Linked DNA regions of Mus musculus: regions 1 and 3 are each linked to region 2. A link is a loop called in an ENCODE intact Hi-C map of the cell type or tissue named here. Cell type or tissue: heart. All regions are shown on one strand.

Region 1 (8,000 bases), 190 kb after region 2:
AAGCTCAGGTTCCAGGAACAAGTTACATCTTGTTAGGCCAAAAGGACCCCATTGAAGAGTCCAAGCATTACAGGATATTAGTTATACCCCACAGACTGCTGGTAAGACTTCATTGCTGAAAACACTTGTTTATGTCATTGAAATGGAGAGGTTGACCTGGCGCCTAACTCAAATGTTCACCACTCTTGGCTGGCATGCATGGCAGTGGAAGGTATTCTATGGGTTCTTAGAGGCAAAGGTGATCATCAGTATCACCTAGCTACAAACCCTGGGACTTGGCGAAGATACATTCACAATACCACCACAGTAGCACAATACCAACCACTTTTTAAACTGGATTTTAAGGCACACTCCATGAAATGGAATCTACACCCTGCTAAAATAGCCAAGAACTTGAGACTAGATGATTCATAGGCCTAAAGGAAAAAAAAAAAAAACCTACTACTATTATTCTACATAATTCAAGAGTCTAGGGTAAAACCTACTGTTATTAGTCTTCTAAATGGACTTATCAATAAAATGACTCATAAGGATGTTTGCTATTTATGTAGATCAGTGCTGCGCAAAGCGCTCTTCAGCAAAGCTTCCTCCTTCCAGTACATGGGAGCTAACAAGAGACTAACAGATGGACAATGTTGAGAGGATGAAAGACTTTGGAACGCTCGGTCCTACATGGGATGTCTTTGCTGAAGGCCTCCTCTCACAGCCAGGAATCTATGCAGAGGATGCAGGAAGTTTGTGAGAGCTGGAGTGATGGGCAGCTCCATGGGAACTGTGTTGTCCAGACACAACAGGACCAATGCACATACCAGCTCAGAGACTGCAGCAGCACACACAAGACCTGAACAACTTCAGGCCAGACAAGGCTCCAGCACTGAGAACAGAAACTGGACATGAGGTCTCACCCTAATTAAGAAGCTATCTGTAGTTGATACTGACTGGCAAAATGAAAATCAGTTTTCTCCACTGGAGTCTCACTGTGTAGGTTTATGAAACACACTTGAGTGCACAGTCCATACCTAGGTATGGTTGGCCAACATAAAATGAACCCAATGGTAATTATTATTTTTAATCTTATTGTATTTTGCTTATTTTGATTTTTGTGTTTCTAGGGTTTTTGTTTCTGTTTCTTGTTTGTTTTGTTGTTAGAGAGAGAGAGAGAGAGAGAGAGAGAGAGAGAGAGAGAGAGGGAAAGAATGTAACTATGGGTAGGGGACCTGGAGGAATTGAGGGAAGGATAAAACATGATCAAAATACATTACAAAATGTCTCAATAAAAAAGACTTATTATTATTCTATGAGCAGAAATTTCCCTTCCTTTATAAGGCTGACTATAGTAATTTTATTGTGTGTACATGCTATGGGTGCGTGGTCATATATGTGCCTGTATGGCTGTGGGTCTATGTTGCTCTTTCCTTGACTTGCTGATGGACATTTGACTTTTAGCTATTGTTAATGACATTTTGTGAATGTTATTGATGCCTTTGCCATCCTTCTTTCGCTCTGCAGACCCACACAGTAATTCTGTTTTATATTTTTTGAGTTGTGCCGTGTCTTGTGGCAGGTGTGTCATTATGCATTCTCATCAACCACTCCCAGATTTCCAGTTCATCTTCTAAACGAATTTTTTTCCATTTCTTTTCATGTCCTGAGATTTTTATTGTTGTTGATGTTGGAAATTGGGTACTTACATCTAGTATTATCAGATTGCAGCAAGGTCTTAGGAACTGCTTTTCCTGAAAAGCAGCGACTTTTCGCTTGTGTCCTACAAATGCCACAGATACCCCTGCGTGATTCACCGTACCTGACACATGATATTTTTGCCTTCGTTTTTATTTACCCCCTATACCTTGGGTCTGACTCCTATTCAACTCTCTCTATAGAAGTATTAAAATATTAATGTGTTTCTGGCAAGGTTGTCAGTGACAGTCAGCTGTCAGTTTTCATGTCTAGCTCCAAATCCCCTGGTATAGTGTCTGGAGGTGTCCTATCATTGAGATAAGCGTAAAGTAATCTTGAGTTCCAAGAACAGCTTTGCCTCTCAGGCATATCACTCTAGGAAGACATCACCCTGATTAGGATGGTGTGGAAAAAGAAAGTAAAGCTGCCCCCTAAGCAGATCCAGTCATAGGGATTTTCAGACTGTCCCTTTCCTGGTAAGGACTGAAGCCACCTTGCAGGCCCAGGCCTGAGGTCACTTTCAGTCAGTGAGCACCTTGACAGAGAGGGCTTTGTAATGTATAATGCTTGCTCTGCCTCAACTTTCCCTCAGTTTACAGCTGAGGCTCAGATCCATACACCTGAAAATGGGCTGTGATGCTCAATGCCCCCCCCCCCAGCCTTTACCAATGTGGCCATATTAATCACACTGTTTTCCTGACTCTTCATAATTAGTTTTCCATCTGATTTCTGGCTTGTGTGCCAGCCTCAATGTTGAGACCTGGCCCAGAATCAAACCTTTGCTGGAGCATTAATGGATGGGATTTACATATAGGTCCTTCAGTCAGTGTGGGTTTGCAGGTGAGCGGGATGGGCTTGCAGGTGAGAATCTTCTCAGGTAAGGCTAGAGGAACGTTAGGTCTCTCAAGAATACGTTGTTACAGATGACAAGAATGCTCCTCTCTGCTGCCCCTCTCTCTTATCATTTTCCCGATGACACCACCTACTAGGAGCTCAGCCAACTCTCTGGGGCTGTACTCTCTTGAGCATTCAGCCTCCAAAACTGGTAGCCAAATAAATTTATTTCTTTATAAATAAACAGCCTCAGGATTTTCGTTAGTCTAAAACATTTGTTTTAGACTAAAAATTTCAGACACACTGAGCATTATAGTACATACCTATAACCCTAGCAGCACAAGGCACAAGAGGCTGAGGCAGAATTGTAATTCAAGACCAGCCTGGACTACTTAGTAAGAAATGCACACACGCACACACGCACTCGCGCACTCGCGCGCGCACACACACACACACACACACACACACACACACACACACACACATGCACGCATGAATGCTATGGAGACCAGAGATCTTTTCTACAGCATTGTATGCACTGCTGAATTACAACAGTCCAGGACAGGGCAGAAACAAAGCTTCATGCTTTAATCATATGGAGATGAATAATTTCACTGTGTCTAGGATTACCCAAGGTCTTGTATGCCACAGCGGACCTTAGTATGCAGACTTGGTAAGTTCATGGACATTGGCTTTTTTATCATGCATTATTAAGAAAGATCATATTATTTGTACCAGAACCAAAATAAAAGTAATGCAATTTGTTCTATTATCTTCACAATTACAAGTACAAAATTAGACACACAATAAAAGTATCATTACACAACTTTCTAAGTCTAAAAAGGTTTTATTTAATCAACATAACCATATCCAATAAAATGCATCTTCAGAAAAAATTAATTGCTTGCTTATTAGTGGAAAATCATATCTTTAAAAAAAAACAATAAATCCGACTGACTATTGTAGTGTTTGATGCAAATTTCCATCCAGGCCTCTTCCTTTGGCTCATGCCCTTTCATAAACTCTTGTGGAAGTCACGCCTTTCATAACACATTCCTAGACACAGGCACAAAATTGACATGGTCAATCAGAGAGATAACAGCATGGATTTAACTTTTTACTCTCGGTTTTGGAAATGAAATGATATTCAACAATAACAACAACACCAAAACAAAACAACAACAACAACAACAACAACAAAAAACCCACAATGTGTTCTGGAATCTTATATTATATTGCTCATTCATCTCCAAGTATGGTAGTTTAGGGTGGTACAAAGACCAGGAAGATTCAGGTCCTCCTTTCAGGGAGCTAGAAAATCTGCACGGTAAGTGAGTGCCACGAGACAAAATACACAACACAGTCCCGTGATGATCAGTCTGTGATGCCAGAGAGGAGGCTGGGATTGCTTTCTAGGGGAAACCGTGTGTGGGTGGAGCCTGACTGTATGGGAGGGTGGAGCCTGACTGCATGGGAGGGTGGAGCCTGACTGCATGGGAGGGTGGAGCCTGACTGCATGGGAGGGTGGAGCCTGATTGTATGGGAGGATAGAGTGCACCTCAGAAGGGGCAGAGTACTTTAAGCAAGTGAGAGAACCAGGATTCAACCCTCAGCTTCAAAATAAACATATAGTACAAATGAGCCTTTTTGTTCTACACAGCAAGTGCAGTTTCTAGAGTTCTGTAATGTTCTCAGGCTCTATAGCTGAGTATGCAGCGTAACTCACCACCACCAGCTTGTCACCATCTCGTTTTCTCTTTATTGTGGTCGACTTTCCATCCCACTTCTGCACCTGCACCAGGGCCCCGCCATCTAGGGTTATGATGCTCTGTGGGCACAGTGAAAAGAGACTGCAGTTTGCACATGGAGGTCAAGACTGAAAAACATGGAACCTGGGTCCAAAGGACTATTCTGATGTTCTCAGTAACTCTACAGGACAAGAACATAATCCAGCAAGAAGGTATAAAGAGAAACACATCTTGAAAAAATAATGTAGAACTCATGTATATGTATATCTACTTATATATTCGGAATAGAAACCGAAAATAGAATTGGTTTTTGAAAAAAAGGATATACTGTGAAAGAAGTTAGATGGCAGACACATGCAGGTGGGCACGGTAATGTTATGGTGGGTTTCTTGCTTTCAGCCTCGCTTTTATAAACTTCCCCTAACGTTTTACTGCTCGAATTTACTCCACATGCACTACTGTATGACTCATAAAACATGCTAATCATTGTGAATATCGGGACAGCTTAAGAGCAAGAGGAAATGCGCCCTCTGCGCACTGACGGAGCTGGGTTAGGTATGGGAGCTCCGAGGCTGTCAGTCCACCAAGGGAAGCTTTTGTCCTTCCCCTTGAGCTGAAGTCGCTTCCTGCAGGCCGTGGAATAGAAGCCTGGCCCCCCTCACTCTGCATCAGCTCCTTGTTCCTCACCTTCACCTTCCTGTCGTCTGCGGTGATTTCATCGAATTCCACGCCCAGTTTGAAGGAAATCTCGGTGTTTTTAAAAGTACTCTCTGACCGGATGGTGACCAAATCCCCATTTACGCTGATGATCATGTTGGGCTTGGCCATGCCTGCCACTTTCCTTGTGGCAAAGCCCACTCCTACAGGGAGAAAGAGAACGCATGTAAAGCTAACATTTGTGTGTGTGATGAAGAAGACACCAGGGTGCCGGAGGCTCCTTTGATGCTCTCAGAACCTGTCATCCATCCAGATTTACTGTGCCTGTCTGCTAACTACACTCCTTCAGATAAGTCCTTAATTTCAACAAGAATGTATTAAGAGATTAAATCTTCATATCTCGATGTCTATGTGTTTTATATAGGTCTGTATGTCTATATTTATTATAATATGCTAATAATAAGTGTATGTATATTATCTCTATTTTCTATTTGTGATTGAGGCAGTTTGACCATTTTATTCTTTCTTAATTACTAAAAGTTTTTTTTTTTTTTAAAATCTAAGTCAAAGGCCAGGCCTCACTTAGAGTTATTGTGTTAAAAGGTCATCTATTTTTGAGTGAACAAAAATCACATTTCACAACACTTGTTGCCAAATTTAATTTTCTAGGCTTCTTTCCCATATTACTCCCTCATGAAATGAATTGTCTGATTAATTTCTGTAGAGTGAACATGCTGTTTCACATTTCATGTCCTTTTAGAATGGTGATCGCATTCTCAACAATCAGGAAACGTAAAGCAGACTGGGTAAGTATCTTCTGAACTCAGGAAATCAGAATGTCAGTGTATAGAAAAGTTTGGAAACTAACACTCTGCATCTCGGTCCCTTAAGCTGTGAACTTTGTTTGTTTAGCTTCCCTGTGGAGGGTGAACAACTTAGAACCTTAGTCACCCTGTCGGCATGTTACACAGAATCCTTCTGTCTCGGGTGCACTGACTCCTTCAACACAAATGCTTAAATAAAGGCTATGTCTTTGACAAAAGGTGACCCAAAGCTAGAACTAAGGATGAACTGAGAGACAACCACACCACAAGATAAATGATGCAGAGGGTACGACTTAGTTCTCTGTCTAAACAGTACCACAGTGAGGAAATGGTGTGTCTCTGCCTTGAATTGTCACTCTGCCACACAGCACAGCATTCTGTACAATCAATCAGCGCAGGAAAGGGACACAGCACTGGGAAATGATTGCAGAGAGACCGTGCCGGGGACAAATAACAGCTTCACTTGTGTCTTCATTTTTATCTGACTGCAGAAGCCAATACCTGCCTACTCTGCCTTAATTACGGTTGCCAGTTCCACTCAGGAAATATCTACTGCCTTTAATCATGGGTCTCTCACAACTTAAGTAGTGTCATTATAATTTAGATAGGAATGGTAGCAGTATGAAATGTTTCAAGTGGTCAAGAGCTAAAAGTGTCTCAAGCCCTGGTATTTCTGGCTCAGTGCATAGTAACTACCACACTGAACAGTAAACAGTCGATGGGCTAAGTCATGCTGAAATTCCCGATATTCTTCTTGTCTGCAAACAAGACAACAATATTGACAGACAACCAAAAGTTCCCACTGTATAACTGAGGGAAGGTTTGCAGGTTGAGGGGAGTCTGTCCTAACGGAGATACTCTGTAATATGGGGAGGTCAGGAGAGAGGGCTTCAAAGCAGACGCTTCCTGATGAAGTACATCGCTGGCTGGGCGATGGCCCCTCTATACGGATAGGCAAAGCTGTTTGGCCACACAGCAGCCTGTGGGCAGTGTTGACAGGACATAGACCGTTGTGAGCCCATATCGTGGGAAGGGCAAGTTCTATGTGTGCTTTGCATGCCCTGCTTTCCTTCTGAATTACTCACAAATCTATGACATCACATATCACTCTAAACCAACGAAGAAACCTTTAAGTCCTTGAAGGAAAGTATCTCCGGAAGCCAAGCTTTTGTCAACTGTAAAATAATCACACATTCTTAGGCCTTGACATTGAGACAGAAAAGAATTTGCTAAAATATATTTTCCAACATGATTTGTTTTCTAAGAGGGGCAATATCATGACTTCAGTTTTAAGTAAAAGTTGCCCCCATCCTTTAAAAAAAAAAACAAACGGAAGGAATATTTTTCTCTTTAAATTATTACAAATTTTTCATGTAAAAGGAGATGTTGAAAACAGGCAAGTAGCCAAATGAACCTCAGAATCGCAAGCTTGGCAAAGAAGGCCACATCTTGTCGTTCTACAGAGAGTAAAAGATTGTCCTGTAGACTCTTTCTTGCGGGTTCACCTGGAGGGATCACGAGCTTGAAGCTTTGAGAAAACTTCTAGGACAGACTTTTTCTTGTGGCTTCTACATACACCCTCCATGCGGGAAGCAGCATTTTCTCCCACCACAGCTCCATCCTGTCCCCCCGGGCTGCAAGGCAGCTGCAAGCCCTCTCCCCAGCCCGGGGGACCCCGACCCCCACAGCACTCACCCACTTCTTTCATGTAATCATCGAAGTTTTCACTGGAGACAAGCTTCCAGGTTCCCACAAAGGCATCACACATTTTGTAAACCTTCGAGGAGGAGCTGTCTTCCAGGTGAGAAAGGCTGCAGCACAGGAGGGTGCTATGAGCCTCTGAAGTCCAGATAGCTCACTTTTAAAGATGCCCTGACCATGTGACTGTAGGAGTGACCAATGGGGGCCAGATCATTTCCTTCATGACCAGACCCTGTATGTTTTCCTCTGAGTCATGTTTTTAATAGAAATTTCTCAACTTTGGTTCTCCCTGGCAATGATCACTGGACTTAGAGTACAAATTATTTTTAACCATGAACAGAGTATTTTAAAGGTTCCTGTTTTGACTGTCAAAAGCTAATGCATTGAACTTCCCCCCATTATTCCTTATGGATTTGCCTCATTGTGGAGGAGACAATTATCTTGGACACATTTGACCTTCTTATCTTGAGTTTTTATTTTATTAATACTGCAATAATGTGTTTAGTTCTTCTGAATTTGAGAACATAAAAACTATCTTAGAGATTCTTAGTCTTAA
Region 2 (8,000 bases):
TGTGAGAGACGCACCTGCTTACACAACAGCTGCTAGGGTGTCTGTAAAGGAAATCACATTCCGTGTTCCAAAGCTACCTACCTGTGTCCACAAATGAGAACACAGGCCATCCGTGCTAATCAAATAAAGCCCGGGAGAAATACTTCGCTACTACCACTAGGTGGCAATAGAGTGATTTTTCAGCCTTTCCCTTCAGGGTCATGAACTGAGTCGCGCATAGATAGCTCAGAAACTGCGCGGGCCTCATCTGTTCTCAGGTGGCCAGAGGAAAAGCCTCAAGGAACGCTCGAGCCTTCATTTCTTTCCACCCGTGGAAAGCCCTGCTTAAGCGGGCCATTGACACGTCCCTGCAGCTCTAGTGGAGGAAGAGCTGGAGGAAGTAACACAGGTGCTACGGTTTTCAAAGGAGAGACCTGCATGCTTAGAGTTGATTTAGGTGAATCAAGAGTCTAAGGCCTTTCCTATGGATTCTTGTTGGCCTCTTCAAATCTGACCCTTAACTCGGGCTCATTCCGAAAGAAATGTGCACATTGTTGAAGCCATCTGAATGTGCCTAAGAAAATACTAAGCTTCTAACCCTAGACATGGCCAGTGGGCTAAGTGTGAGCTGTGGTCAGGGACGCATGAAAATCTGAATGTAACTACTAGGTTTGAAGGCGGCATCTATTTCAAAGGCAGGCTTTCGATTGTGTGGAGAGTATTGAGCATGTTCGAAAGAACAAAACAGCAACTTCGTAGTGAGATGGGAGCCATACTGTCAGATTAATGTATATGTCAGAAACAGTCACAGCCAATATTTGCAATGTGGACTGATGTATGAAATCGGGAAACGCAGGACACAGTGTGTGAATGCTAAAGACTGCAGTCGTGGTTCTGTGTACACATATTCACATAACACATGCACATGGACACATGCACACATGCACACAGACACACAGAAACTTGTAATAAAGGGGATGTAGGCCGTGGAACTTCTTGCAGCATGGTAGAGGCTTGTCAGATTTTAATTGTGTGAGGGATGATACAATAATTAGTGTCTTGGCAGGGTGGCTGTGGCCTCTTCTCTTAGCTTCCTTATAAGCATCATGAACAAAGGACAGGCAGGTGTGGTCCTGTTTCACAAGATCTTTCGTGAGAAACTCCTCAGTGCGATTCCAGTTCTACTACTCCGCAGCACCGGCTCTCTTAGCCTCGTCTCCTCTCCTGTGAAACTGGGATAACTTCCTCAGGAATCGCAGGCATTAAAATTCATCCGTGCAAATGCCAGGAAGGACCACAGAGGGAGCAGTAGAAACTCAACAAGCTGACCTTGTCTCCGTGGTGATAGCCCGTCTGGGTGGCGACAACTTCATTTCAGCCCATGTTACCTCCAATGAGGTGTGGGAGCAGGCAGGAAGATTCTGTAAAAAAGACAGTCTGAGAAAGGTCATTCCACACACAGAAGGGAACTGATGGCCTCAGTCAGTGGGATGTCGCAGCTCAGGACACATCAATATATGTATGGCCTTAGTAGAGAATGTGGCACTTCATGTATGTATGGCATATTTTGAGCTGGTCTGAGAAGCTGCAGGCCTTTGGATAGCTTTGAAAGGACGTACTTTAGACAAAGAAAATCATAAGTATAAATTGTCGTGCATTTGTGTGTGTTTGTGTGTGTATGTGTGTGTGTTTACGGGCCTGCATGTGTGCACATGTATGTGGAAGCTAGTAGTTGACATCAGCTGTCTGCCACGACAGGATCTCTGACTGACCCGGAAGCTTGCCAATGCCGGGTGGGCTGTACCAGGGAGCTGCAGTTCTAGGTGCAGACACAGCAGCAGCTTTTGTGTGGGTGCTGTGGATCTGAAGGAGTCTTCCATCCTGGGTTCACTTCCTCAGCTGCAGGGCAGCGTGACTGCAGTAAATTCACTTAGAGTTATTGTATATATCCAACCTAGTAAAAAATTATGGCTCAGCTGCCCTCAAACAGACTTAGGACATTTACATTGGCCTGTGGTTGGGCAAATTATCTAATACAAACCTGAATCCTAACAAAGCATGGACTATCACAGGTGGCTTACTAAAAATGACACTGAAAGTGAGGATCAGTAACTGTGTAATGACAACTTCCGCAAGGGTGTTGGCCACACCTGTAATGTCAGCATGTGGTAGCTGGAGAGTGATGGTCAGGAGCTACTAGCTGCATATGGAGTTAGAGGCTAGCCTGGGCTACATGACCGCTCCATAACCTTTACTCAATTCCTCTTCTCACTGTCTCATAAAATGTGCTCCCTTTGTCTCCCTGTATCTCTCCCTGCCTCCCCTCCCCACACACTCAGATTCTGTGACTGGCGATGGCATCTAACTGTCAGCGGATTGTCCTTGGAGCCTTATGTTTTGTGGGACTTCAGTGCATATCAAAGTGATAATTTTTTTTTTATAGTCAGTATATTCTAGGCAATTTACTAATTCATAGCTGGGCCAGCCACCCTCAAAGGATGGAGGGAAGTAAAAGTTTTGATCCCTGATCGGGGAATAGAAGCTAGTAAGATTTTTCAGGAAGTGACAGTTACCTAAGCTGAAACTTGCTAGTGTAGTGGAGAAAACAAACTTGTAGAGCATTGTAATCTCCCTTAGAGACTGCTGCCAGGATTGTCTAGCATGCACAGACAGACAACCAAGAGGCCCCAGTGAGGCCCCAGGAGGCGGGAGGGTGGGGTCAGAAGGTTCTTTCATGAGGGAGTAGGATGTAGGGCTAAGGAGATTGCAGTTTATTAATTCAGTAATCAGCCATTCAATTCCTATAGCGCCAAGCGATGGCTAATTTGTTCCTCCCAGGTACTTATCAAAAGCAAATGGAGGCGGCAGGACAGTGGGACCACGGCGCGCAGGCTGTCCTCAGATGGCGCGGGTGGGGGTGGGGGTGATCCCTGGGCCCACGGGACTGTGCCGCAGCTGTCACTAAGGGAGGCACAGGGCGCGCCAGACGAGTCGCAGCTTGCAGGAGCTGCGGGAAACGTGACGTCCCAGTCCGGCGCAGCCAGGCCAGGGTGGCACCTTCAGACCCCCCAGCACAGCCCAAGGCGCACAAGTCCGGGCGTGGCGAGGGGCGGTACCAGGCTGAGGCGCGCCTCCTATTGGCTGCCCGACACCACCCCCACACCAAGGACGATATAAGCGCAGATGGCGCCAGGAGCGGAACAGCGCCCTCGCCACCGCGTCTCTGCTGCTTTTGTGCTCTCCCTCCCACCATGGCCAGTCTTAAGGATCTCGAAGGGAAGTGGCGCCTGATGGAAAGCCACGGCTTTGAGGAGTACATGAAAGAGCTAGGTGAGATTTTATCGCCGAACCCCTCCCTGGCTCCTCATCCTTGTGGGGATGTGTTGGTTCCCTTCCACCATGCGATCGGGGGAGCTGCAGGGAGCACCTTGCGGCAGTTAGGATGGAGTGCCCGCCTTTGTCGCCGGCTCCGCACGTGGTGGGTCACCCCGCTTCTCCCCTTTTCTGCTTCTTGCCCCCGAAGCAGCCCCTCATTGCTTCCGGCCCTTCACAGGTGCGTGCCAGCGGTACTGCTGTGAGCCCCCTACAAACAGCCCCTCAGTTGCCTCTTAATGTTATCCCCACTTCTCTTCCTATCCTCACCTGTGCCACCGTCCTGCCCCATCATCCTCCCCTGGCGTGGCAGCACTCACTCTCCTTTTCCCTTTGCCCCATCTTTTGTTCCTCGATGGCGCCAGTCCCCTCCACCCCATCTCCGCCTCAGAGAGGACACCGCGTGGTAGGGCGTGGTTTCTGCAGAAGCTCTTTAGAGGCTATGAATGATGCTGCTTATATCCCTTTCTCTGCAGCACGTCTCAGGTCCTCTCCTCGCCGCACTGGCTAGGCGTGGCGCCCGCGGCGCTGCACGGTCGACAGCTGGTGGCATGTGGGCGAAGTGCGGAGACATCCATTGTGCATGGTTGTTGTCTTGCGACCGTTCTGTTCTACTTCTTTCTCTTGATTCTGGAGGGTGAGGAGCAAGGAGACTTGGGCCTGGCTGGAAAACTATAATCAGAAACTGCTGTTGCTGGGCCGTGGCTGCCAACTGCTACAAGATGGGTGTGGCTTTGCAGCAAGCACTTGCTCCTTAAAGCCTAACCAGAGAGTGGGCAAGGTTCAAATTCACCCTCACTGGAAATAGTGCCTCGTTGTCTGTTGCCAGTTTTGCCTACTCTTAAGATAGGGATGCATTGGTAAACACAGAACAGACAACGAAATCGACACTTGTCACAGATGCTAGGAAGTGGGATGGGGTTAACGGAAAGGTACTCTCTCGGAAGAGGTACTGCTGGTAGGAGGAGGCAGCTTCAGGCGCTGCTGTTCACAGTATTCCTCCCTGGTTAAGAACCAGCCTTAATTCTTTTAAACATTCAGCACACTATGGGGCTAAGTCTGGCTCCTGATGAATCCTGTTTGTGCTAACGCTATTGTCAGAATGTGGATGCATTAGGGGTTTGTGTCTTTCCTTGTCCACAGTGGAAAGCCGCACAGGTGTGAGTGAGAGCCAGTAGAGAGCACTGTTTGAAAGCAGCTGGTGTTTATGCTGTGAGTGGCTAGTTCTCCAGATTGTGGCCTTAGGAAGGTTATAGGCCTTACCCATAGGTTCTGGGCAATGTAGAGGGGAGCACAGCAGAAGACTCACAGGGACACGGGAGCCTGGCTGAGCATCCTGCTTGGACGAGTGTCTCCTTTCTTGTGAAAGTATCCCAGGTTCCTTATGAGTGTTACCATCAAGGACACGGACATAAACCACTGCATAACCCAGAAATGTGGAACTCCATACTGTGAATAAACAAACCACACAGCATAAAAGTCAACCAGATACTCAAATCGTACAGTGTTTCCAGATAGCAGCACGTCAGGTTCCTAACATACAGAACAAGCCTTACCATGGAAGCTCACATGGTCACACAGCTTTGAAATGTTTGTTCTTTCCCTGGGTGTGTTTTCCCTCTACTTATTGACACCAGAGGCATGCCACTCACTTAAAATACTGTGCTGTTTGCATTGAAAGCTTATTTTAAAGCATCTACCAACTGTTTTTTTTTTGTTTGTTTGTTTGTTTTTTTTTTTTTTTTTTTTTTACTTACATTGTTGTTTTGAGAACACGGTCTCTCTGCAGCTTAGGCTGACTTTGAACTGTTGACCCTCTTACCTCCATGTCTGGAATGCTGCTGGAATTACATGTGTGTGCCACCATGCCAGTCCTGTCATTTAAGGTTAGGGAGTAAAGTCTTGCCTGACTTTCTGAGGGCCAGTAGCTCAGTGGCTAGTAGCTGAGATTAGAGTCTTGTTGTGAGCGGGACTTGCCTCGAGTTCTGCCACTTCTGGCTAAAGCCGGGCTCTCATCTGTCCAGTGGAGACATCACCCCTGCCCATCCCCAGCTCAGGATGACCACGAGGCTTACATGTGTAATGGGAGCAACATGCTAGCTATGCAGGTCGGTGAGTGAGTGAGTGAGTGACAAGAGGCTGGCCAGTGGGATGATAAGGAATGAATCCTTGCTTATATTGTACAAATTATGTCATTTTCCATCCCACAGGAGTAGGACTGGCTCTTAGGAAGATGGCTGCCATGGCCAAGCCAGACTGTATCATTACGTGTGATGGCAACAACATCACGGTCAAAACCGAGAGCACAGTGAAGACGACTGTGTTCTCTTGTAACCTGGGAGAGAAGTTTGATGAAACGACAGCTGATGGCAGAAAAACTGAGGTCAGCTACAACATACTGTGAAGCGACAGAAGCTTCTAGATTTACAGATTAAATTGCATTAACAATGTCTGTACTTACTGCCAAGGGCTGACTGAAAAAACTACTTTATGGAGTTGACTTTTGATAAATTAGTAAAAGTCCCAGGACTAAGAAATGAAGACATCTTATGAGTTTCTAGATCGAAAAGCACATAGTTGTATTGTGAACAAAATCAGTATGATGGGGTGGAGTTCAGAGAGGGAAAGGCGAAGACTTGTTGGAGTGGTGTGGGTCGTGGGGGTTCCTTCACTTTGGAAGATGATGAACTAACTACCCTGTATTTTTGCAGACGGTCTGCACCTTCCAAGACGGTGCCCTGGTCCAGCACCAGCAATGGGACGGGAAGGAGAGCACGATAACAAGAAAACTGAAGGATGGGAAGATGATCGTGGTGAGCATCAAAGCACTGGCACCATGCTGGGATTGGGCCTGCAGCCACAGTTGTCATAACCATCTCGGGTCATTGGTTCTTTAACAAGAGAAGGAAACTTAGGAGGACAATACTGAAAATAACAAGTTAGAAACGAGAGTCCTCATTGCTGAGGCAGCCCTTGTGGGGACGGAGAAGTGATGGGATTCCCAGGATGTGGCTGCAGCAGAGCCCTGAGAGCTGGCAGGCCACCGAGCAGCCCTCTCCTGGTACATTGATTTAAGTAAGGGATATTTGCCAAAACACATGAATAATTTAGAGATCATATCCAGTGCTTTAGTCTGCAGGGCAGCAAATATACATATAAACAAAACAGCAGCTCTAGGTCTTCTTGAGTTTGAATCCTGAGATGTGGTTTTTCTGTTAGGTTGGTTACAAGCGTTTATAGGATTCTGCCCACAACACATGCTCTGAAATGTACAGTTGGCCTGAGACTCTATCTTTCTTCTCCTAGGAGTGTGTCATGAACAATGCCACCTGCACTCGGGTCTATGAGAAGGTGCAATGAGGGCTTCCTCGTCATCCTGGACAGGAGTTAGCTGCCAGAGTGAATATGCTCAATTCAGTGAGCGGTCAAATGCAACAAACAGCTTCACTTCTTTGGTTTTATTTTTCATGACTGTTGAGTTCTCTTTATCACAAACACTTTACATGGACCTTCATGTCAAACTTGGTTTACCCAGGATCATTCCTTTGGTTAGTAAATAAACGTGTTAGTGCTAATTTATGATATGTGTGTGGGTTCTTCAAGGAATTGAAAATTGGTGATACATTATAACACTTAGAAATTGAAAAGCTCTCTGGTATTCTTCAGGATCCCTTATGACTGATATATCCTAGCAACTTGTAGACGTGGCCAGCTTCTTTTGCAGTGAATACATGCCCCGTCATTTAAGCTTGCCTTAAATCGTTTGAACTTTGTCAACTCAATAATTGAGACTATTCCTATCGAATGATAGCTACATAAATTTTATAGAATAAAGGGAGATCCAAGCTTACAAATGGTGTGATTATAACATCTGCGAACGCCAACGGAACTCCTTTAGAGTATGGAGGACCTGCCATGTACTGAGATCCGCTGAGAAAATCTGAACCCTGGACACGTGCAAGGACAATCCCAGCTTTAATGCTGGTCACAAGTTATCAAAGCTCTACAGCTCTCGGGTCTTTCTGTGTGCATTTCCACCCAGAAGTATGTGATGTACTACCATGTAAAGAGTTGAGTTTTAGTGAAACTCTCTTGCATTTCTTGGTCTCAAACACAAATACCCACAGTCGACATTTGAGAACTAGGTACACATTCCCCAGAACAGCGTCAGAGGGGCTGACTCTGTTATCTGCATTCTGCAAATATGGGAAAGGGTGTTTGACTAGCTAACTTATTCAAGGACACAGGAAGTAGAGCTGGGTTGCAAAACCCACTTTGCTATGTGCACTTACTGTATTTGGTCACTCTCAGCATGGTCTCTTCCTGGAGTGGACAGGGACCCTGACCTTAAAGTCTCTTAGTCAACTTGGATTTTTCTATGACCACCTCCCACATGCTGGCGTCTCAGAAATTACCTATAGTTAGTCAGTCCTGTATTTCCAGTGCTCAAGCAGTTGGACCACGAGCTTCAGGTTAGCCTGGCTACATAACATGACCCTATTTCGAAAAGAGAATTCCTGGGGGGCGGGGGGTGGGGGGAGGGTCTGGGGGACTTTCGGGATAGCATTTGAAATGAAAATGAAGAAAATACCTAATTAAAAAATAAATTTAATAAATAAATAAACAAATAATCTTTTAAAAAAAAGGAA
Region 3 (8,000 bases), 130 kb after region 2:
TAAGGAAAGAGAGACCTTGCAGCCTTAACCTGGCAGTAATCAAAAACAACAGGGAGATGACGTTTAGCCCTGGGTGGGGTCCTCAGTACCACCCACTTCCAACAGAAAAATGATGAAATGTTTTCTTAAAAAGGAACAAATACATAGTCATGAGAAGAGTTCCCAGTGCATCCCCTTATGGGAAAGCCATAAATTCCTGCTGCTTCTTCTCTCTTGGGCATAGCAAATATGTCTGTGGTGGCCCTGGGCCACCTTAATTCCTTATAAGGAAGAAAGATGAAGTGGAAGTCCTGAGACTTCTGGCTGTTCTTTCCATAGTTAAATACTTGTAGTTTATTTTTTTCCCATTAATTTATTTATTCACTTTACATCCCCATCGAAGTCCCTCTCTCCCAACCTCTCCCTCACACAGTCCCAATGCCCCCATCTTCCCTTAGCCTCTGAGAAGGAGGAGGCCTCCTCTGGAAACCAACCCACATCTGCACCTCAAGTCACTGTGGGACTAGGCACATCCTCTCCCACTGAGGCCAGACAATGAGGCCCAGTTAGGGGAACAGGATCCACAGGCGGGCAGGCAGAGTCAGGGCAGCCCCTGCTCCAGGTGCAGCAAATATATATATATAACTCAGAATATGTACGTCCTCAAGTCCACCACTTTTGGTGAAGACTACTAATGTGATTCAGAAAAGCTAAAAATATCGAGCCAAGGCAAGGCAGGCAAATGCAAACCTTCTTGACGTCAGTTCCTCCCAGTTGAGGATGGGTGGGTTGTGAGAGAGAGAGTGGAGGGATTGATGGTAGAGAACATTGTGCTACACAATGAATAAGCACGGACTGCGACTGCAGCTACAGAACTGAGAGCAGAAACAGACAGAAGGCTGTAGGATGCCCCCAGAGTGACAAGGGTGGGGTGGGGAAAGCTGGAGGACGCCCCTCAGAGTCACTAGGGACAAGGCTGGAGGATGCCCCCCAGAGTCACGGGGGGAGTAACCGTGATTAAGGAGATATGTCAGCAGTAGAGACATACAGGTAGGTGGGCAGAGCATTGAAAAGAATCTGGAAACAAACTCGCATGTGTGGCAATTTAGATTCCTGAAGCGATCAGTGAGCCAAGGATGTGTTTAACATCTTTAGTATTTCTTGATGATGATTGTGCTTCATGTGTCTCGTTAAATCAAACCTTGCAAGGTTTGTGATAATTACACTGTTCCTCTAATACCTTTCCCTCCCTCCCTCCCTCCCTCCCTCCCTCCCTCCCTCCCTCCCTCCCTCCCTCCCTCCCTCTCTCCCTCCCTCCTTTTCTCCCTCCCTCCATCCCCCCCCTCCCCAGCATCTCTCCTCTGTGTTCTCTCTGGCATAGTTTCATGTAACTTAGGCTGGCTTTTAACTCACTGTTGCTGTGGATGGCACACACACCTCTTGTACCTCCCGCACACACGTCTCCCTCCCCATTCTGCTGTTACAGTTCCTAACCACCGTACTCTTGGCCTCACACTAGGCGGCCGCTCTGCTTCCTGGGCTGCGTCCCCATGCCTCTAAGTTATCTCCTAAATATTCTTTGGCTTTCCATTATACTTGAGTCTTCAATCAATGGAGACAGAAATGCAGATTATTATTTATGTGTTTTCTACAGGGGAAATCTCTTGTCTCGGTCTGATACTCATGGACTAATCCATCATTAATCATATTTGCATGTATTTCTGCATGTTCCTGGGATGTCAGTTCTGGCTTATATAAATTTCAAAAAGATGCCCAATCTCATTAGTCGCAGAAATGCACACTAATCCATTTCAGATTCATCAAGTTGGCCAAATCAAAGCTTCTAATAACGTTAGGTGTTTACACAGGCCCAGCATTACTGCTGGAGCGAGACTCACAGAGCCACTTCAGAGAAATTCAACACACTATCGGGAATTCAGACTCTGAGAACTGTCAGTTCAGATCCTAAGCACATTCCTCAGAAAGGCCTTCCTCACACGTACACCACGTACACCACGAGGCATAGTCTATATATGCTGATTCTGCAGCAGCACTCACGGCCTGCGAGCTAAAACTCTGGAGTAGAGCCAAACACCTGGCCAGACAGTGTGGCTTCACACTGCAGCTGCACTAGCCTCAGTTCATGTGCTAACGTGGAGAAAACTGAAGTTAGGCCAGGAGTGAAAAGAAGCCGTTGCCAGATGAACAATATAAATTACAGACAGAAATGTTAAAGGATATATAAAATAGTGATAAATGTTTTTTTAAAAGGCAAGGAATGAGTAAGCATTCAGTATGATGCTCATTTCTGCGGAGGGCTGAATGTACAAGGGGTTGATGCTACATTAAAAGGATTGTCAAAATTGTATCTAAAAATTGATGTCTATATATACTAGATAATTCATAATGATATTTTATAGGAAATAATCACCATATTATGTTGGTACAGTAGCCTCAGAAGCCAATGAGGATGGCTATGGAGGCTCTGTTGAGGCCTTTAATAGGAAACCTATTTCCTTCTGTCAGAAACGTAGGATTCACCTCTCGCCCTGGTTAGACACAGACCGCTCTGATCTACCTGGGAATAGTTATAGAGATGAGCCTGTCTATCGCCTTCTAGAGACTGCCACCCAGGAGGTCTGAGTCAGCTAAACCTCCTGAGAGCCCTCCTGAGGGCAGTCACTCAGGGAGCCACATCCTCTGCTAAGACTGCTTGATTTTCTGGGCTACTCAGAAAAACAATATTTTTTTTTTCATTTTCTTCCTTTTATCTCTTTTCCCCAGATGTCAGCATGCTCCCACTGATAGGCTGGCCTTCCTTACTCTTAGTAATGGCTCCATCCCTATGCCCTGTCCTTATCTCCCCTCCTTTTTCTCCCCCCTCCCCCCCCCCCGCAGTTGCTGAATTTACAGGTTGCCTACCCTTAAAATTAAAAAACAAAAAAACAAAAAAAACCCTCCTCAAGTCTGCTTTTAAAATTGTGCTTTAAAGATAATTTTAAATTCTTTATTGATGAGACCAAAAACCCAAAGGGAAAACCCCAATTTCTCCGATAATATATGGCATCTAATGCGGAGATTCCCTAAAGTTTCCTGTAATAATACAACAAGAATTATAGGAATTAATACTTTTTGTGCTGTATATATGTGTTCTTGTGTGTGTTTTCCTGTGTCTATGAGGGTATATGCATGTGTAGTTGTGTGCATGTGTGCAGGGCAGGGATAGGAATGGGGGGGAGGTGTGTCTGGGAGTTCAGAGTCAGCACAGGGTGTTTTCTTCTTCAAATGCTATGTACCTCTCTTTAAAAAATTTTTTTTATTGCACTTTATATACTTATTTTGAGAGTGTGTGTGTGTGTGTGTGTGTGTGCGCGCGCGTGCGCGCGCACATGCGCTCAGGCACTCGTTTGAAGGTCAGGGGATACCTTAAGGGAGTCAGGCCACTCCTCCCAGCACGTGATCCCCGGGATCAAATCCTAAGGATCAAACTTGGCAGCAGGTACCTTTACCCACAGAGCCATCTTGCAGCTCAACACCAGGCAATTTTATTTACCATTTTACAGGTTCCTTCTGGAAACTAGATGCCACAGAAGCGTGAAAAACCCTTGGCAACCTTCCAGAACAAAAGCAGCGTCCAGAGCGCTTTAGCGCAGGCTCGGTGGCTCCTGATAAGCCCTCTGCCGCTGCAGATGGCCAGGGCCATCTTCCTGCTCAACATCCCCTCTTTCTTTTAATTCTTAGGGGTTTGTTTGTTTGTTTGTTTGTTTAAGTATGAATCTGAAGCTTACTGATGAGCTAGACTTAGTGGACAGTGAGCCCCACCCAGGAGGTTGCTAGAAATACAACGCTTGCTGCCAAGGCCAGCTTTAGAGTTGGGGATCTTAACTCAGATGCTTAGGTATTCACTGCAAGCAAGAATTGTTTTTAAAAGGCATCATGGAAAAGGGCTAATGTAAGTATAGTTGCCAGGAAAGCAAAGCAGGGTTTCTAATGGCTCCAGCAAGTGGAGGATTGGGGCAAGGGAGCCGAAAGAATATAGTGAGGGCCAGGACACTGAGAGACAAACCAGTCAAACTTTCAGGGCAGCAAAAGGGACAGTCAGGGACACTCTGCAAGTGCTAGCTTTGCCCCGGGGAGGGAATGCTCTCGCCTAACTTGTGTGCCTGTGCAAAGGTGCGTCCACCCACCGTTTGCTCAGGGAGGAGCACGCTGATGGTGTGCTGCTCCCCAAGCACGCGGCTATTCAATGCTGTCCTTATGTACTGTGTTGGTACAGGTTGGGGACACTGTACCCTCTAAATAATTTTCATTCTCATTTTCCAATGACTGCTTTATAAAAAGTCACCTTAAGCTTTTCTATAACTTCTCTCCACATTATATATCAAAATCAGTTGTTTACTGTAGTTTCTAGAAACAATTACTCAAATCAAGCTGCGAATGTTCTTGCTAGACTTTCTACTCTCCTCTCCTTCTCTTTTCTCTCCTCTTGGAGACAAGGTCTTGCCCTGTAGCCCAGCTGACCTCGAACCCTCAACCCTTTCACATCACCTTACCAATCACTTGTGCTGTGTTTTTTTTTTTAATTGACTTCCTCGATGCCCTAAATTTTGTTCCTAGTTTGATTTATTCCTTGCAGTAACTAAATTCAATGTTGTTCTAAAATTTGCAGAAAACCATTATTGAACCACATCAGAAAAACATTAAACCATTAAAAGATCTTCTCCAGCTGGAACAGTTGTAAAATTTCAGTTGTTCCTTTCCTTCCAAGGTCAGCTGACATGAAGGGACAGGATGTTTGCAGTCAGCGTGCCTTAGCACGAAGGGACACACAGGGCAGCGGCCACCATGCTTGTCCAGTGGGGCTTCCCTAAGGAGGCTGTAACTTCCACAGTCTATCCCAGCCTCCCTTGCTGTCCTGATTCACATCATCGTCCCATTTCTTTGCTCATCTTCCATTCTCTTTCTCTAGAAACAGCCCCACCCACAAGATTACATTTATGAGGCAGTGTCCCAAGACTCAGGAGTGACGCTGGTGGTTCACCCGCGGGCGGTCAATTTCTCAATTTCATTCTGACACCGGCACTCTGGCCTCGCTCATTGTCAGCTCTTCAGAGCTTTTCCTGGGCTACTTCTTAGCGGCTCTGTTTTCTGGGAACCCTTCTGGTAGACAATGGGGAAACAGAGAGGAACGGATCCAGTCTACTTCTGGCGCTGAGAAAAGCCTTCCCCTGGCAAGAATTCAAGCCTGGGGGGGGGGGGGGGGGGACTAGAAAGAAAGAAACAAATTGTTCAACCAGATACTGGATTGAAGGAAATTACTTCAGATATTGGCAGAAACCTAGCAACCTTTATCACGTAGATTCAGGCTATTTTTAAGGTGGATCTCCTGATTTGTTTTGGGTCTCATCCTAGACTTCACTCTCCCAGAAAAACCTATGAAGCTGATCAGAGAAGCAAGATGATCGACTCACCTGTGTGAACGGTCGATTTCTGAGTTCCTACATTTCTGCTGAACATTATAACAGGTAATGCCTGCCTTTGAGGTGGTTCATAAAAAGCCGTGTCTACGCAGGTAGGACAACTGCAGTAAATCGCTAGCAGCATTCTACCGCAGGAGGTTGGCTCAAAAGTGTTTATGTTTACGGTTATACAGAAAGAATGTGCCAGGGAGTTGTGGCTAAGAGTGTGTCGTGCTCTTCCAGAGGACCTGCGTTTGATTCCAAGCACTTACACTCGAGCCTGGCGAACATGGCTTTGGCAGGCCTTGCCCTTCTCCTCCATTCCCCCTGTCTTGCTAAAGCCCCTTAGATTATATTCCTGAAGCTAGCCACCAGATCCATTCCCTTATTTGGCCACTTCCTCCTCCTTAGGCTGAATACCAAAGTCCAGCTTCAAATGCATTGAAGTTGAGCAATCAAAAGCCACCTTTGGCTCACATAATTAACACATCAAATTAAAATTAAACACCTCATCTTAACAGGGCTTTTCCCCTTTTACTGTTATAACCCGCCATTTTCCTACAGGCCATGCCTGTCTCCTCTATCCAGAGGCAGTCATTTGTCCTAGGGACAAATACTGTCCCCCCTCTCCCTTGTTCCCTTCCCCTCTCCCTCTTCCTCAATCTCCCATCATTGTTATTTCCTGCCCTCTGTCCCTCTGAGGCAAATAATTTTCCTTTATGCTGAGACCTTGGTCTTACAGGTCCTGGGCTTATACTTTTCCATTCATACATAACAAAAATAAAATTTAAAAAGGAAAGTGTGTTTGATATTGGTTTATTAGCATTCATAATTATTATGAACTGATAAGACTGGAACATATACGCTAAATATGAAAATAAATTCATTTTATTTGTAGATCTAACAATAATTCTGGAGAAGTCTAAAGAAAATCAAGTCATAAATTTAATAAATAAAATCATGAAGTTAGCTAGACGTGGTGGCACTGTTATAATCCCATAGCCTAGGAAACCAGCATCCAGGAACTGAAGGCAATAACAGCATTGTGACATTAATCCAAATCCCAAGAGCCAGAAACAAGTTTTAAAATCTGTAAGTTCATGTTTCTCTTGCAGCTAATTTTGAAGCCATCAAGAGAGTAAAGTAAAAATGATTTTGTAAACTTGAATGCTCTGAAACATAAAATACAGTTATTTATCTGCTTGTCTTCAATCAGCAAAAGCAGTGGGACACTCCCACATGCTGGCGGATGGACAGCCTGAAGCAGACAGGCCTATGTGAACAGACTTGCAGTCACTCTTTCCCTTAGATTTTCTTGTTTTGGCCTGCTTTCTTTCTTCTCTCTCTCTCTCTCTCTTTCTTTTTTTGAAAGTTCGTATTTGGCAGAATATAAGAAGATAAGAGATACTTGTCAAATACTTGCTTAATCATCTATGTCCTCCTGATGAAACGAAAAATTTTTTTTCAAAGAATGATTGGATCGGATTAGACAGCATGGCTAAACAATAGAGAGGAGGAAAGGTGCTGGTGGGGGTGGCTGTGGCCAGGAAGAGGAGAGTGGTAACAGATTTTTGTGAACCAGTGGCCATTTCCGAGCTAATTTGGATGCACAGAGAGTTTGAGTGATTGGAACATCCTGCAGGGTTTCCTTCTAGTTCCTTCTGAGCCTCCCTCCTGCCCTGAGGCTTCATGTGGCCTTTCTTTTTTTTTTTTTTTTTCCTTTTGGTCTTTTCAAACAATAACAAGAAATGCTGGGTAGGTGTGGACCTTGCAGTTGCAGGGCTCATTGTTCTCTGTCCAGTGAGAGTGGCCGTGGACCTGGTGGTGGACTCAGAGAGGTCCAGCCCGTGATCCCGTGACTGCTGGCAAGCCATGAGGGAGACACGGCTGGGGTTTATGTGACACAGGACATGTTTTCCCCCCATCAAGGGCAAACAAGTCAAGTCTTTGTTACCTCACCTTTGGAAAATTAAGCTGTCCCGCATCTGAGACTTCGAGTGGAGCTGCTGAAGGTGTGACTATATAGTGGAAGAATTGTGGCTGTTTCTTCAGAAGACAGAGGGCAGGGGATGGGTAAACTACAGAAACTGACTGCGGTGACACTAAAGGGGGAAAAGAAATAGAAGTAATCCCGTTTCTTATTGTTAATGACTTAAACACGCTTAGGACCACATAGGAAGTGTGTGCTGGTTCCACTGATGGAAAGACAACATGCATTGATTTATTTTTCAAATAGTAGAAAAAAAGCTAGCCAAACTACCTCTGTACTTCCTAGGTTTATTCTTGTAAGGAGTATGAAAATGGAACAATCTGGACACCACTTATAACGCCTTTCTCTTTACTTTGTGAGACTCCCGACATGGCTGGTGAGAGGAGGGCTCATCTGACATGTAAGGCTGCTAAGTAGATTTCCCATCTTCTCCAAAGGGCCTCTCCCAACAAATACATTGTTGACACTGCCACCAAACCAAAAGCCGATGGGTGAACTCTCCTTGTATGTACCTTGTCCCTCACTGGTCATCCTGGAACACTTAGGAAGAGGAAGCAGACAAAACCAAGGCC

The links. Hi-C counts contacts between places; a loop is a spot of excess contacts. Peaks named below come from ENCODE experiments on the same cell type or tissue, not always from the same donor. Only the 100,000 strongest peaks of a DNase experiment are listed, where the experiment ranks them.
Region 1: a loop joins it to region 2, with 5 times the contacts of the local background. A loop is called at or near these places in 5 of 42 quality-filtered maps.
Region 3: it touches region 2 in a loop (5-fold over the local background); 4 of 42 quality-filtered maps call a loop at or near these places.

Annotation. Positions count from the first base shown.
Region 1 is chr3:10,201,001-10,209,000 of GRCm38, forward strand. Fabp4 (fatty acid binding protein 4, adipocyte) reads right to left here and starts at 7,616. Exons shown (of 4, transcript NM_024406.3): 1 at 7,439-7,616; 2 at 4,950-5,122; 3 at 4,241-4,342; 4 at 3,342-3,570. The coding sequence starts at 7,511. The coding sequence ends at 3,520. In heart, no CTCF peak of the experiment used is centred here; DNase peaks (open chromatin) are centred at 3,981, 5,001 and 7,581.
Region 2 is chr3:10,009,410-10,017,409 of GRCm38, forward strand. It overlaps Fabp5 (fatty acid binding protein 5, epidermal), which reads left to right and starts at 3,176. Exons shown (of 4, transcript NM_010634.3): 1 at 3,176-3,309; 2 at 5,562-5,734; 3 at 6,063-6,164; 4 at 6,658-7,201. The coding sequence starts at 3,231. The coding sequence ends at 6,711. In heart, CTCF peaks have their summits at 165 (motif pointing right) and 3,185; DNase peaks (open chromatin) are centred at 202, 3,112 and 3,672; H3K4me3 peaks cover 2,993 bases; H3K27ac peaks cover 2,460 bases.
Region 3 is chr3:10,138,359-10,146,358 of GRCm38, forward strand. No RefSeq gene overlaps it. Among named protein-coding and RNA genes, the nearest start is that of Pmp2, 42 kb to the right of the region's middle. In heart, a CTCF peak has its summit at 7,260; DNase peaks (open chromatin) are centred at 4,933, 7,253 and 7,923; H3K27ac peaks cover 1,416 bases.